Linked DNA regions of Homo sapiens: region 1 is linked to region 2. Evidence: chromatin contacts called from ENCODE Hi-C data. All regions are on one chromosome and are shown on one strand. Each heading gives the region's core, a stretch centred on a gene start or an enhancer-like site at or near the end of the contact. The rest is flanking DNA. Distances are from core to core; before and after follow the strand shown.

The links. A loop is a pair of places that touch in the nucleus more often than their neighbours do. Pooled maps may share reads with other maps.
Region 1: a map of gastrocnemius medialis shows a loop between it and region 2 (3-fold over the local background). The contact joins the promoter of CHKA here to the promoter of CPT1A in region 2. A Hi-C loop is called at or near these places in 1 of 168 maps with a recorded cell type or tissue (gastrocnemius medialis), 3 of 37 single-sample maps with no recorded cell type and 8 of 50 pooled maps.

Annotation. Positions count from the first base shown.
Region 1 is chr11:68,119,360-68,126,239 of GRCh38, forward strand. It overlaps CHKA (choline kinase alpha), which reads right to left and starts at 2,029. Exons shown (of 12, transcript NM_001277.3): 1 at 1,469-2,029. The coding sequence starts at 1,818. CHKA-DT (CHKA divergent transcript) reads left to right here and starts at 2,529. Exons shown (of 4, transcript NR_183630.1): 1 at 2,529-2,844. RefSeq lists enhancers at 1-328, 754-883, 1,024-1,153, 2,002-2,767, 2,768-3,534 and silencers at 1,304-1,433, 2,004-2,433, 2,784-2,883.
Region 2 is chr11:68,840,205-68,846,421 of GRCh38, forward strand. CPT1A (carnitine palmitoyltransferase 1A) reads right to left here and starts at 1,712. Exons shown (of 19, transcript NM_001876.4): 1 at 1,571-1,712. RefSeq lists silencers at 551-830, 881-980, 1,241-1,320, 1,531-1,580, 1,601-1,960 and enhancers at 2,106-2,631, 3,354-3,493, 3,534-3,743.

The DNA of each region.
Region 1 (6,880 bases), core at 779-3,278, 720 kb before region 2:
GACCAAAACTGGACTTGGGGATTACTGGTGGCAGCCAGCCAGCAAATTTCTAGATACTGCACACAACCTGTCAGCCAATTAAAAGAAAATTGGCAGAAAATGACGGAACACGTTCTTTGTTTTTGTTTTTTTGAGACAGTCTCTCTCTGTCAAAGGCTGGAGTGCAGTGGCGTGATCTCGGCTCACTGCAACCGCCGCCTCCCAGGTTCAAGCGATTCTCCTGCCTCAGCCTCCCAAGTAGCTGGGACTACAGGTGTGCGCCACCATGCCCAGCTAATTTTTGTATTTTTAGTAGATATGGGGTTTCACCATGTTGGCCAGGCTGGTCTCGATCTCCCGACCTCGTGACCCGCCCACCTTGGCCTCCCAAAGTGCTGGGATTACAGGCGTGAGCCACTGCGCCCGGCCCGGGAACACATCTTTAAAGGTCTCAATAGAAGGATGCACACACTACGTTGAATGGTTATGTCTTCGGAGCAGAGTGGTGAAAGAAGGTCAGACTTCTGTTAAGTCTGAATACCTACACGCGTACTTCTGTAATTCAAATTTAAGATTAAATATTTTCAAGTTTAAAAAAAGGAAAAAATGGCCGAGCGCGGTGGCTCATGCCTGTAATCCCAACATTTTGGGAGGTCGAAGCGGGTGGATCACCTGAGGTCGGGAGTTCAAGATCAGCCTAACGAACATGGAGAAACCTTGTCTCTACTAAAAATACAAAATTAGCCGGGCGTGGTGGCGTGTGTCTGTAATCCCAGCTACTCGGGAGGCTGAGGCAAGGAGAATCGCTTGAACACGGGAGGCCGTGGTTGCAGTGAGCCGAGGTCGCGCCACTGCACTCCAGCCTGGGGACCAAGAGCGAAACTCCGTCTCAAAAAAAAAAAAAAAAGGAAAAAACATTTCTACCTTACTCTTATTTTAGGAGCCACGCCTCCCACCTTTGTCTAGTAACACAGCTATAGTGATGTCTCTTAGGGGATGAGAAAATGCTACTCCTCCACTAACAATGACTCTTGGAGAGGGAACAAGACATCAAATCGCGAACTCGAAAAACTAACAGAAAAAAGTTAAAAAGTGGTTTGTGTTTTTAAAGCCAGCCACAACACCTTCATTCAAGGCCCTAAACCGCAGAGACTTTCTAGACCTATCTTAAGCGTCAGTACCACACGCACTTCGTGATGGAACGGTATTGTTCTCCTAGAACAGACCCGTTTTCTCATGAAACCGACGTTTTTACAAAAGCCTGTTTGTGGACGGCCTGCGGCGGCCGCGAACCCGCTTCCCTTGGATTACCCAGGGCTGGGAGAAGGAGGGCTTTCGCCGGCTGCGGTCCCCGGTCCCCGGCCTCCGCCCCGGCCCCGGCTCCCCCGGCCCCCGACCCCCCCGGCCCACGCCCCCTGCCCGGACCCCGCCCCGGCCCCGCCCCGCGTCACCTGACTGTCCCGCGGCCCCCAGACCCGGCGCCACCGACCTGATGACACTGATGTGGAACTCGTCCTCGCGGAGGCCCCGCCAGGCGCCGGGCAGGAACTCCTTGCACCACAGATAGGCCCTGCGCCGCGTCCGGGGCTCCGGCTGCTCGTCTGCGGGCGGCTGCGGCGGCGGGGGCTGGGGCAGCGGCAGCGGCAGCGGCAGCGGCGGCGGAGGGGGCAGCGCGAGCGGCGGCTGTTGGCCGCCCAGCTGCTTGGACTCGAGGTCGCTGGCGGCGTCGCGCTGCTGCCCCACGCCGGGCGCCGGGGCCGCGCTGCCGCTACCGCAGCTCAGCAGCAGCCCGAGCGGCGAGGGCTCCGCCTCGCCCCCGGTGCAGAATTTGGTTTTCATGCCCGACAGGCGGCCGAGGAGGCGCGGGCGGCCGCAGCGCGAGAGGACTAGGCTCAGAGTCCGGCCGGGCGCCCCCTCGCCGCTCTCTCACTGGCAGGCCGGCGGGGCAGGGGGCCGCGGCGGTTGGGCGCGCGGGGCGGCGGCGGCGGCTGCGGCGACTGCGGCGACTGTGGAGCGGGGATGTGCTGCTGGCCGCTGCACTCGCTCCTCTGCCGCCGCCGCACGAGGAGCGCCGGCCGCGTCACAGCCCGCCCTCGCGCTCGCCACTGATTGGCCGCCGTCCGCCGGCCCGGCGCATCATAACCGCCGCCGCCCTCGCCACACCGCCTCCCCATTGGCTGCGGCGCCGCCCCCAACCCAGAGCGCTGCGGCCTCCGTGAGCGGGGCCTGGGCGAAGGGGGCGGGGCGTCGAGGGGGCGCCCCGGCGGTCGCAGGGAAGGGGGAGAGGGGAGCGAGGCGCGGGGGGCGCCGGGAGAGCGCCTCCGCGGTGGGACGGAGCCGGACTGGGCCGAGCGAGGGAGGCTCCTGAGCCTCGGAGGACCCCGGGGTTGGCTTTGGGAGCTGAAAGTTTCCTTGGACCCCTCGGAAGCCCCGTGACATCAGAGGCCGGGCCTGGCAGGGGCAGGCAGGAAACGTGTCTGGAGGCTACTGCCCTCTCCGCGTGACCTTGGGCGAGCAGCCTCCTCCTGGGGCTCAGTGGGTGTGATTTTGTAACATTTCCCAGCGCTGCCACAGGCGCGTCTCGCCCTGTCCAACGCGGAGCCCGAAGAATTACTAAGAAACCGAGGTCTGAAGGAGGGAAGAGGTGACGGGCTCGAGGCCACACGGTGGGCCAGGCTGGGCCCGGCTGCACGCCGGCTACCGGGGCCCAGCCCTCTGCACGCCTCCCGCAGCCTCAGTTTCCCTGTCCGTGGTACTGAGGATGCTCGGGCCTAGAAGTTCAGGGCTGGAGGCCCAGGGACCGTCGAGGGAGGGGCATCATCCCCGCCATGGGGCCGCCGCAACTGCCCAGAGCACAGGCCAAAGGTGCGTGCCACGGGGCTACTGGCGTTGTGGACGCTGCCCCTGCCTCCCCATCCCCCGCAGGAAACAGCCTTGTGACCGTGACTAACGCACCTTTGCCGGGGTAGAGGGGCAAGGGCCCCTGCTACCGTTTGCCACACACTGCCCCATGTCCCTCACTGCTCCCGTCCTTCCTAGAAGTGAGGTGCTGATACATATAAAAATTATGGATCCCATTTTATGGGACATGAGCTGAAACAGGAGGTTTCCTGGGCTGCCAGGGGCTTAGGAAATCCAGTGCCTGATACACAGGAAATGCTTCTATGTGGGGAGTTCACAGTCTTCCAGAAGCAAAAATGTTTTTTGGTTTTTTTTTTGAGACGGAGTCTTGCTCAGTCGCCCAGGCTGGAGTGCAGTGGCACGATCTCGGCTCACTGCAACCTCCGCCTCCCGGGTTCACGCCATTCTGCTGCCTCAGCCTCCCGAGTAGCTAGGACTACAGACGCCCGCCACGACGCCTGGCTAATTTTTTTTTTTTTTTTTTTTTTTTTTTTGTATTTTTAGTAGAGACGGGGTTTCATCGTGTTAGCCAGGATGGTCTCGATCTCCTGACCTCGTGATCCGCCCGCCTCGGCCTCCCAAAGTGCTGGGATTACAGGAGTGAGCCACCGCGCCCGGCCGCAAAAATCTTTTAGAGTGTGTACTTGGCTGAACTTGCTCCACGCAAAATGGTCTTATTTAAGGATAAAAATGAAAGGGGACTTTTGTAAGGCTGCTGTGGCGACAGGCCTGGAAGTTGACCTGCAGGGAGGTAGGAGAGACCAAGGCCCCTGGGACGGAGGCCGGCCACTGGATGTTTGAAAGGCTGAGAAGCCAAGGGCTTCAATCTGGGGAGGCCGTTTGGATAAAGGAGCCAAGGACTTTCTCTAAAAATACCGGCTCACAGGGAGGTGGGGCCATGCCAATGGCCTGCCCAGGTGACAAGCCCTTTGTCCCACTGTCCCCTGGCACCAGTCTGGTAATCTCAAAGGAATGCCAGAAATCTGGCCAGGAGGAAGGGACACTAAAGTAAGGAGTGGCCCTCTATAATTTGAAATAACTCTTTCTGGCATCTGCTGGCTTTTGTTAGGAAAAGCCTCAGACATTTTTATGGGATCACAGTTCCCTGTGGGAGGAAGAGGTTGCCTCAAGGCCAGGCATGGTGGCTTATGGCTGTAATCCCAGCACTTTGGGAGGCCAAGGCAGGAGGATCACTTGAGCCAGGAGTTTGAGACCAGCCTGGCCAACATAACAAGACTCTGTCTCGCCGGGCGAGGTGGCTCATGCCTGTAACCCCAGCACTTTGGGAGGCCGAGGTGGGCGGATCACAAGGTCAGGAGTTCGAGACCATTCCGGCTAACACGGTGAAACCCCATCTCTACTAAAAATACAAAAAAAATTAGCCGGGCGTAGGTGGTGCATGCCTGTAGTCCCAGCTACTCGGGAGGCTGAGGCAGGAGAATGGCATAAAACCCAGGAAGCGGAGGTTGCAGTGAGCCGAGATCGCGCCACTGCACTACAGACTGGGAGACAGAGCGAGACTCCGTCTCAAAAAAAAAAAAAGACTGTCTCAAAAATTAAAAATGAAAAAAAAAATTAACAGAGCATTGTGTCTTACACTTGTCCGACTACTTGGGAGGCTCAGCCAGGAGCATCACTTGAGCCTGGGAGGTCAAGGCACCCACTGCACTCCAGCCTGAGTGACAGAGTGAGACCGTATTTGCTGAATGAATGAATCAGTGAGCTCCTGGCTCAGCAATTATTAACTTATGACTTTGGGCTGAGCCTCGGTTTCCTCAACTATAAAATGGGGATTATAATACCCCGAGCATCCAGGATTGAGAGAATGTATGCAAAATGCATAGCATGCAAGAAGTAACCGTTTGGTTGCGTGCAGTGCATTGCATGGCGTTGCCTCTGCCAGTGGTTGGTTTTCGGAGATGAATAATGCATGCACTTGTAGCATTTCACAGCTTGGGAAGACAGTGTCGTATAAGAAAAGAATTTGGGCCGGGTGTAGTAGCTTATGCCTGTAATCCCAGCACTGTGGGAGGCCAAGGTGGGAGGTTTGCTTGAGGCCAGGAGTTCAAGATGAGCCTGGGCAACAAGTGAGACCCTGTCTCTACAAAAAATAAAATAATTGGCCAGGCACAGTGACATGTGCCTGTAATCTCAGTTACTTAGAAGCCGGAGGTGGGAGGATCCCTTGAACCCAGGAGTTCAAGGCTGCAGTGAGCCATGATCACGCCACTGCTCTCCAGCCTGGGCAACAGAGGCTAGGAAAATAAAAATACATTTTAAACAAAAATAATTCAAACACTCTGATAACCAAAATGTCAATGTCTGTGCACAAGTAGACGAGTTTGAGAGAAACTTGCTATGGCAGGTAATTGGAGGTTGTTCCAATTACCAAACCTTTTCCTCTAGGATAAGATAAAAAAATTATCCAAAAGCTCTGTGATTGATGCTGAATTCTGAGAGCAGACTCAGAGGGTGGGTGATGGGCCTTAGGAGGGATAGAGGAAAGATTGGGAAGTTCCCGTCCACTCTGAATTTCCTGCTGATGGGTTCCTCGGGGTCCACCCACGGGCCTCAGCCCTGCCACCAACTCCAAGGCCTGTTCTGAGAAAGGGCTTTGTGAGTCTGACTCCCCCCAAGATGGGGGAACCCACTGTCAAGCACCTGGTAGGAGCAGGCTTTGAGCCCTTTCAAAGATGCTGCATACAGCAAGTTCCCTAAGCAGCAGTGAGGTGAGTGTCATTAGCACTTCATCTCCCAGGTGGCAAGGGAGCTTCCCAGGGGATAAAACCATTCGTTAAAGGCCAGCAGGACCTGGGACTCCACCCAGGACCCCATCCAGGGGAGCCTTGTCCTTCTGTCCTTCTGCACCATAAGCACCTTTGGCCCAGGAAGCACTAGACATTTGGCACAGTGGGGGTTCCCTCACGGGCTGGAGAAGCAGAGCCCTGGCAAGGCTGTGCTCACACCTCCTCCCAGGTCACACCCAGGACCAAGCACCCCTGCTCCAGTTCTGAGCCTTAAAATATTGATGAGAGCACAGAGGCCACCTGGCTGCAATCCTCCATGTTGAAGATTGGGTTGCAGTGCCAGCTAGCAGAGTGACATGGAGCTGGGCTTTCCCTGAGTGCTGAGCGTGGCCCCAGCCCAGCTCTGTCAGCGAAAGGCTGTGTAGGTCCAGCAGCTTTCTGGAGGTCTCTGAGCACAAGTGTGGTCTGACTTGGACTGACCCTTCTACCATACATTTGGCTCAGCACCCGCAGCCAGAGTCTAGGGCCCACAGGGCTCAGAGGAAGCAGGTGACTAGAATATCCATCTGTCTGGTGGGTGGGGCAGGCATTCCTCCTGTCCTCATTTGCAGGGATTTTGAGTATAATATTATGGGTAAAAATTCTGGCCAGGTGCAGTGGCTCACGCCTGTAATCCCAACACTTTGAGAGGCCAAGGTGGATCACCTGGGTCAGGAGTTCGAGACCAGCCTGGCCAACACGGTGAAACCCCGTCTCTACTAAAAATACAAAAATTAGCCAGGCATGGTGGCACATGTCTATAGTTCCAGCTACTCGGGAGGCTGAGGAAGGAGAATCACTTGAACCTAGGAGGTGGAGGTTGCAGTGAGCCGAGATCATGCCACTGCACTCCAGTCTGGGCAATAAAAGCAAGACTCCATAACGCGCGCGCGCACACACACACACACACACACACACACACACACACACACAATCTTTAGAGGTCATGCTGCCACCCACTGTGTGACCTTGGACAGAACATCTACCTTTCTAAGCCACTTTCCTCATCCCCAAATGGAGTCCTACTCTACAGGGCTGTTGGGGAGATTCACCGAAACCAGCAAGGAAAGAGCTGGGTGTAGAGCCAAAGCCCCACAAAGGGTATCTATGCTTTTCAGCTTATTGTTAGCTGGATTCCCAGAGCCTGGCAGAGAGCAGCAAATACCCATTCATCCTAAGTGCCAGTGGAAGCGCAAAGCCTGCAGGAGCTCTGG
Region 2 (6,217 bases), core at 462-2,961:
AGCGGTGTGCATTCTCAGCGACACTTATGTCCTCAATTTATTGCTACGTTCACTCGGTCAGAGTCGCCTTAAAGAATTTGGAAAGGCCCGGGGGTGGGGGTGCTTCCTGGCATAAATAGAAGACCAGTGCTCAGCCATTTTTTATTCACTTGGTTTGTGGCTTAGAATGAAATAAACATGCTTGCATATCTGGAATGACCAGAAACCGGACACCTGTGGAAGAAAATGGTGTAACAAAATACAACGTTGCAAAAGGTAAAACCGATTTTCATTTTATTCGGTAACTTACAAAGTTACCAGCTTCCTACTAAAATCTGCCCTTAAATATTTTATAACACACGGAGCCGAGAGGAACCGAAAGCCTGTGCCGAGTTGGGAATATTAACTTTGTTATGTATTTAACCTGGTAGGTAGTTGGGATTTTTAACTCTCTGAGTTGTTTTCTTTTTTTAAAGTAAGATCGGCCCTCATCTTTGAGTTCTGCGGCTTTAACGAAAGCCAAGGGCGGATTTACATTATAAAGACGCTGACCCATGGCCTCTCCTGACAAACCGAAAGAAGCCGGCTGTTGGCTGGCCGCGGCGGTGGCTCCGAGAAGGGGCTGCCCCGCGTGGCCCTGACCGCACCGTCGGGCTCGCAGGCCAAGTTCGCCAGGGCACGGCCACGTGACACCCCCACCCTCCCGCGGCCCCGCCGCTCCCAGCCCGGCACGACCTTGGGCACATGCTCCGCGCCCACCCGCCCTTGACCCAGCGCTGCACGGGAGAGGCTGCGGGGCGCTCCCAAGCAGGCACTGGGCCCGGCACCCTCATCCTGCTCACGGCAGCGCTCGGACCGCGCCTGGAGTCCCTGCGCCAAGGGCGTGTCCCGACGGCTGCACCGCGAGGGCGGGCATGGGGAGGGGGACCGGGGAGACGGACGCTGGGATGGGGTCAGCGGCGCCCTGCCGAATCCCGAGGGCCGAGCACCCCTCCCTCAGCCGCACTGCACCTGCCCGTAGGTGACCAACCCACGGGCGGACCCCCAGACCCAATCCTCTCCAGAGCCAGGGTGGGATGGGCAGGGACAGGAGCCGGAGGCCCTACTGGCCCCGGGCGAAGGCATCCTGGAAAGCATCCAGAGCGTCCAGCATCCCTCCCGCGGCCACCCGCAGGCTGACCGACCCCTGGGCAGACCCTCAGACTCAATCCAGTCCAGGGCGGATTAAGGAGTGGGAGACAAGGGAGCCGGTGGCCCCGCTGGCCCCGGGCCGGAGGCGTCCAGCCAAGTCCGGAGGGCCGAGCATCCCTCCCGCGGCCGCACGGGACCCGCCTGCGGATGGACCGACCCCCGGTGGACCCTCAGACCCAATCCCCTGGGGAACATGGGGAGCCCCGGCCTCTTTCTGGGTTCAGGATCTCCACAACCCCGCCGTCCGGGGGGAATACCGGGGTTCCTCTCGGCGCCCCGGTTCCGGCGGCGTCCCCCACCCGGTCCGGTTCCCGGCAGCCCCGCGCCCCGCCCGTCCCCGGCCCCCGCAGCCCGCAGGGCCGCCCCGCCACCCTCCCCACCGCGGGCGACCGGGCCTCACCGAGTCAGCTACGGAGGTGCGGCAGCGGCAGCGGCAGCGGCGGCGGCGGCGGCGGCGGTGGAGTGAACGAGCGGCGAGCGGGAGCCGGGGAAGGAGGGCCGCGGGCGAGGCCGAGCGCACCCGACGCCGGCAGCAGCGGATTGGCTGAGGCGGGTCCGGCTGCGGCGCCTGCAGGCGGGTGACTCCCGGCGCGCGGAGGGCGGGCCCGGGGCCTCGGCGGGGCGGGGCGTCCGCGGGGCTAGGAGGGGAGGGAAACTGAGGCTCGAGCGGGTGCTCGCGTCCTCGACCTCTGCCGGAATGGGGTCTAGGACGAGATTCCTCACCCTCCGAGCCTCAGTTTCCTCATCCGTAAAACGAGCCATCTCGTGGAGGCCGTGCGCATAAAATCGCTTAGCTCCGTGCCTGGCTGATCCTCGCGACTTATCTATCGGCATTGCCCCGTGTAATGCTCCAGGCACCCCCTGATGGTATTCACCCCTGACTCTTTCATGCAGACAAGGGTCGCGGGCCAGGAAATAAGTTACCCCACATCACCGAGCTGAGAAGCAACCGATCCACAGGGAGTGGTGGGGCGCGCCTGTAATCCCAGCTACTCGGGAGGCGGGAAGTCGCTTGAAGCCAGGAGTTCGAGGCCAGCCTGGGCAACGTAGCGAGACCCCGTCTCTAAAAAAAAAAGCGCGGGGAAGTGATAGATCGGACATTGGGTCCAGATCTGATTCCACAGCCCATGCCCCAAATCAGACCTTATACCACGAGTGGCAGTCATCGCGATCCAGAGGCAGCGTGGCTCCTCCTCATCTAGCTAGGATAAAAATGCCTCACTTGGGGGGCTTTGGTGAGATTTACTAAAATAATTCTTCCAGCGTCAAGAACATAATAGGTGCTGGGAGAGGAGTAGCTGGAGGCCAGGGCAGAGCGACCGAGAGACCCTTGTGCTGGAGCTCGGGAGAGGGGCCGGGAGCGGGAACTGAACATCCACCGGTCCCAGGAGTCTAGGGCGAGCGCAGCTGCAGGGGACCCAGGGGGTTGAGGGGGAGGGAGAGGGGCCCCAAGCGTAACAGGAGGGCCAAGGGGGTCTTCCTGACCGGGAGCCACCCCTCCCCTATCTTTGCCCGCAATGCTTCCAGGCGCGAGCTGGCGGCTCTGCATACAGCAGGTGCTCCATAAATGCACCGATGTTATGAACAAAGACTCTTTTAAACCTCTTTTATGAACCCTGCTCTTTTTAAGTTCGACCACTTCTTCTAGTTATGAAAAAATCCATGTTTGCAACCATCCTTCTTTCTGTATCATTTAGTTGTTACCGCAGAAGAATTTAGAAGAGAAAATGAAAGTTCTCCTTTGATCCCGCCCCCCACCACCGCTGCAGTTAACTCTCCCTGCGGTTCCCGGGCTCGCTGTTTTAAAGGAAGGCTAGGATGCAAGCTGTCTGTAAGGCTGTTTTGTTTTCACTTGGCTTACGTCGTAGACAGGTCTCTGCTGGGGGACGGAGATGACCACCGGCCTTCCCAAGGCTGCATAAGATTTCCTTTGACTATGCTGTGATCCATTTACGCGGCCCCCATTGGACAATTAGGGCCTCCTCCCCGCCCCCCACCCCACCATTGCAGGTATAAATAAAAGCTGCGTTGGCCGTCGATGTACCTCCTGGAGCTCCTGATTATCCTGTAGGATAGATCCCTGGAGGGGAAGCAACCAGGCACGTGCGACATTTTGGTGACACAGGCCAAGCTACCATGCCGAAAAGTTTACCAACTTCCACTGCCACCCGCGCGTGCAAGCGGGGCCCTGTCTCCGATTATGGATTATTTTAATCTTTGCCAATCCTAAAAGGAGGGGTGGGGGAGGGAAGAATCTCTCATCTCTCCTTTTAATTTGCATTTCTTTGAGGTTAGAAGTTGGGGGTTTGTCCCCCTGCTTGCGCTTGTCTGGACCACCAGTGAGCCCAGGCACTCGACCCCCGCAGATTTCACCGCCCCAAGAGGCCAGTGGGCTGGGCCAGGGCACACGTTCCTGACGCGCGGCTGCACCCCACGAGCCCGGGCGGCTCTCGCGCGTGAGGCTCTCCTTGCACGTGGGCCTTCGCGGTTTGCACTACGGAAGCTGGACTGTCATTCTCACCGCAAATGCCCTTCCCTCCTTTCCCTGGAACCTCAGCCACCGACAGGTCCCCGCTCCAAGGTCATTTCCTCCCTCGCTCAGCGCCCCGGTGCGCGCCCAGCTGGGATTGGCCCCGCGCCCTGTCTGTTCCCAGGGCTCTTCGGCCTTGACCGTGCGCCCTTCCCTGCGCGCCGCCTAGGTGCCACCTGCAGGCCGGGCGGGGCAGGGACAGGGACCCAGTCTGTGGGGACGCCGAGGCGCCACGCTCACCTGTGCCATGGTGGCCGGGCTCTCGGCAGCTGCAACGAGCCCGCGCCGGCCTGCAACTGCAGCCGCACTGGGGAGGCCTTATTCCCCTCCCGCCGACCACGCTGCAGCTCTCCTGCCCGGGTCTGCGGCTCCCGCGGCTGCGTAGCTGAGTCTATTAATAAAGAAGCAGAGAACGAGGCCTCCCGGGGAGCTCCGGGCCTGAGCCTCAGTTCCCTGGGGCCAAAAACGTCTCCATGTCTGCCTCTGAAACTAGAGTAATCTTTCTCAAGCCTTGTTTTTTACAGATTCTGCCCCAGTTTGAATACTGTAGCAATTGCCTACCATAGCTACAAGAAAAATTTTCTTTTTAATGCAGGTAATGTTTTTATTTACCGCTAAGATTTCTCTTTTTACTCAAAAAATACTTTTTTATGGAAAAATCCAAACCTTTTTATTCATTCGTTCATTCATTCATTCATTTTTGAAACAGGATCTCTCTCTGTTGCCCATGCTGCAGGGCAGTAGCAAAATGACAGCTCACTGCAGTGTTGACATCCTAGGCTCAAGCAATCCTCCTACCCCAGCTTCCTGAGTAGCTGGGACCACAGGCAAGTCCCGCCATGCCTGGCTAATATTTTGAAAAATCCAAACCTTTGAAAAAAATTAACCAGAATAGTATAATAAAGGCCTATACAACCAAAACTCAACATCAACCATTATGGAGCTAGGGCCAAGGTGTATGCCTGTGTTCCTACCCACTCCTGCCCAGTCCTACTGTTTATTTTAAAGCAAATTCAGAAATCCTACCGTTATGTCCACAAATTCCTTTTTTTTTTTTTGACATGGAGTCTTGCTCTGTCCCCCAGGTTGGAGTGCAGTGGCGCAATCTCACCTCACTGCAACCTCTGCCTCCAGGGCTCAAGCGATTCTCATACCTCAGCCTCCCGAGTAGCTGAGATTACAGACGTGCATCACCATGCTCGGTAATTTTTGTATTTTTAGTAGAGACAGGGTTTCACCATGTTGGGCCAGGCTAGTCTCCAACTCCTGATCTCTGGTGATCCATCTGCCTCAGCCTCCCAAAGTGCTGGGATTACGGGTGTGAGCCACTGCGCCCAGCCCTCAAATTCTCGAGTACAAACCTCTAAAAGATAAATATTCTTAACTAAAAAATATGACCATACTATCATTGTCCCACCTAAAATAGATGAACAATTGTTACAGAAAATGGTAAACCCTGTTGCCTGCCAAGAGCACAGCTGAGTCCCCACTCGATCTCGCCAGCCTCATTTCTTGCTGGCAGCTCCCAGCAGATTCTGATCCAGAAGTGTGTACGACTTTTTTGGAACTCAGCTCTGGTATCCCCATAGGAAACAGTGTTGAAATCTCAGTGTGGTGTGCTTCCCTCTCCTCTCCGAAGCCTGTAGTCCCTCTGACCTTGCACCTTGGGCCTCTAGGTGTTGAGTAAATATGGTCAGTTCCACTTTGCTGAGCCTGCATCACCAGGGTTTCATGAGGACAGAACAGGGTGATGCAGACGAAAGCACCTGCACGCAGCAAGAGGACGTGCACGGAAAGGACTCAGAGCAACAAGTGCACTGTTTTCTTAATGGAACACGTCTGCTCTGAACACGGGATCAGAACACATTCTTTTGTTGTTGTTTGTTTGAGATAGAGTCTCTCTTCGTCACCCAGTCTGGAGTGCAATGGCGTGATCTCGGCTCACTGCAACGTCTGCCTCCCAGGTTCAAGCGATTCTCCTGCCTCTGCCTCCCGAGTAGCTGGGATTACAGGCACGTGCCACCACGGCTGATTTTTGTATTTTTACTAGAGACAGGGTTTCACCAGGTTGGCCAGGCTGATCTCAAACTCCTGACCTCAAGTGATCTGCCCGCCTCAGCCTTTCAAAGTGCTGGGATTACAAACATGAGCCACTGCACCCAGCCCAGAACACGTTCTATCCCACTGCTCCTGGACGCTTTGCTGCCCATCTGTGCCTCAGTTTCCTCACTTAAAAGAGGACCAGCTGGGTGCAGAGGCTCACGCCTGTAAACCTAGCACTTCGGGGCTGAGGCGGGTGGATCACCTGAGGTCAGGAGTTGGAGACCAGCCTGACCAACGTGGTGAAACCCCATCTCTACAAAAAATACAATAATTAGCTGGGCGTGGTGGCAGGTGCCTATAATCCCAGCTACTCTGGAGGCTGAGGCAGGAGAATCGCTTGAACCTGGGAGGCAGAGGTCGCAGTGAGCCGAGATCGCGTCACTGCACTCCAGCCTGGGCAACAAGATTGAAACT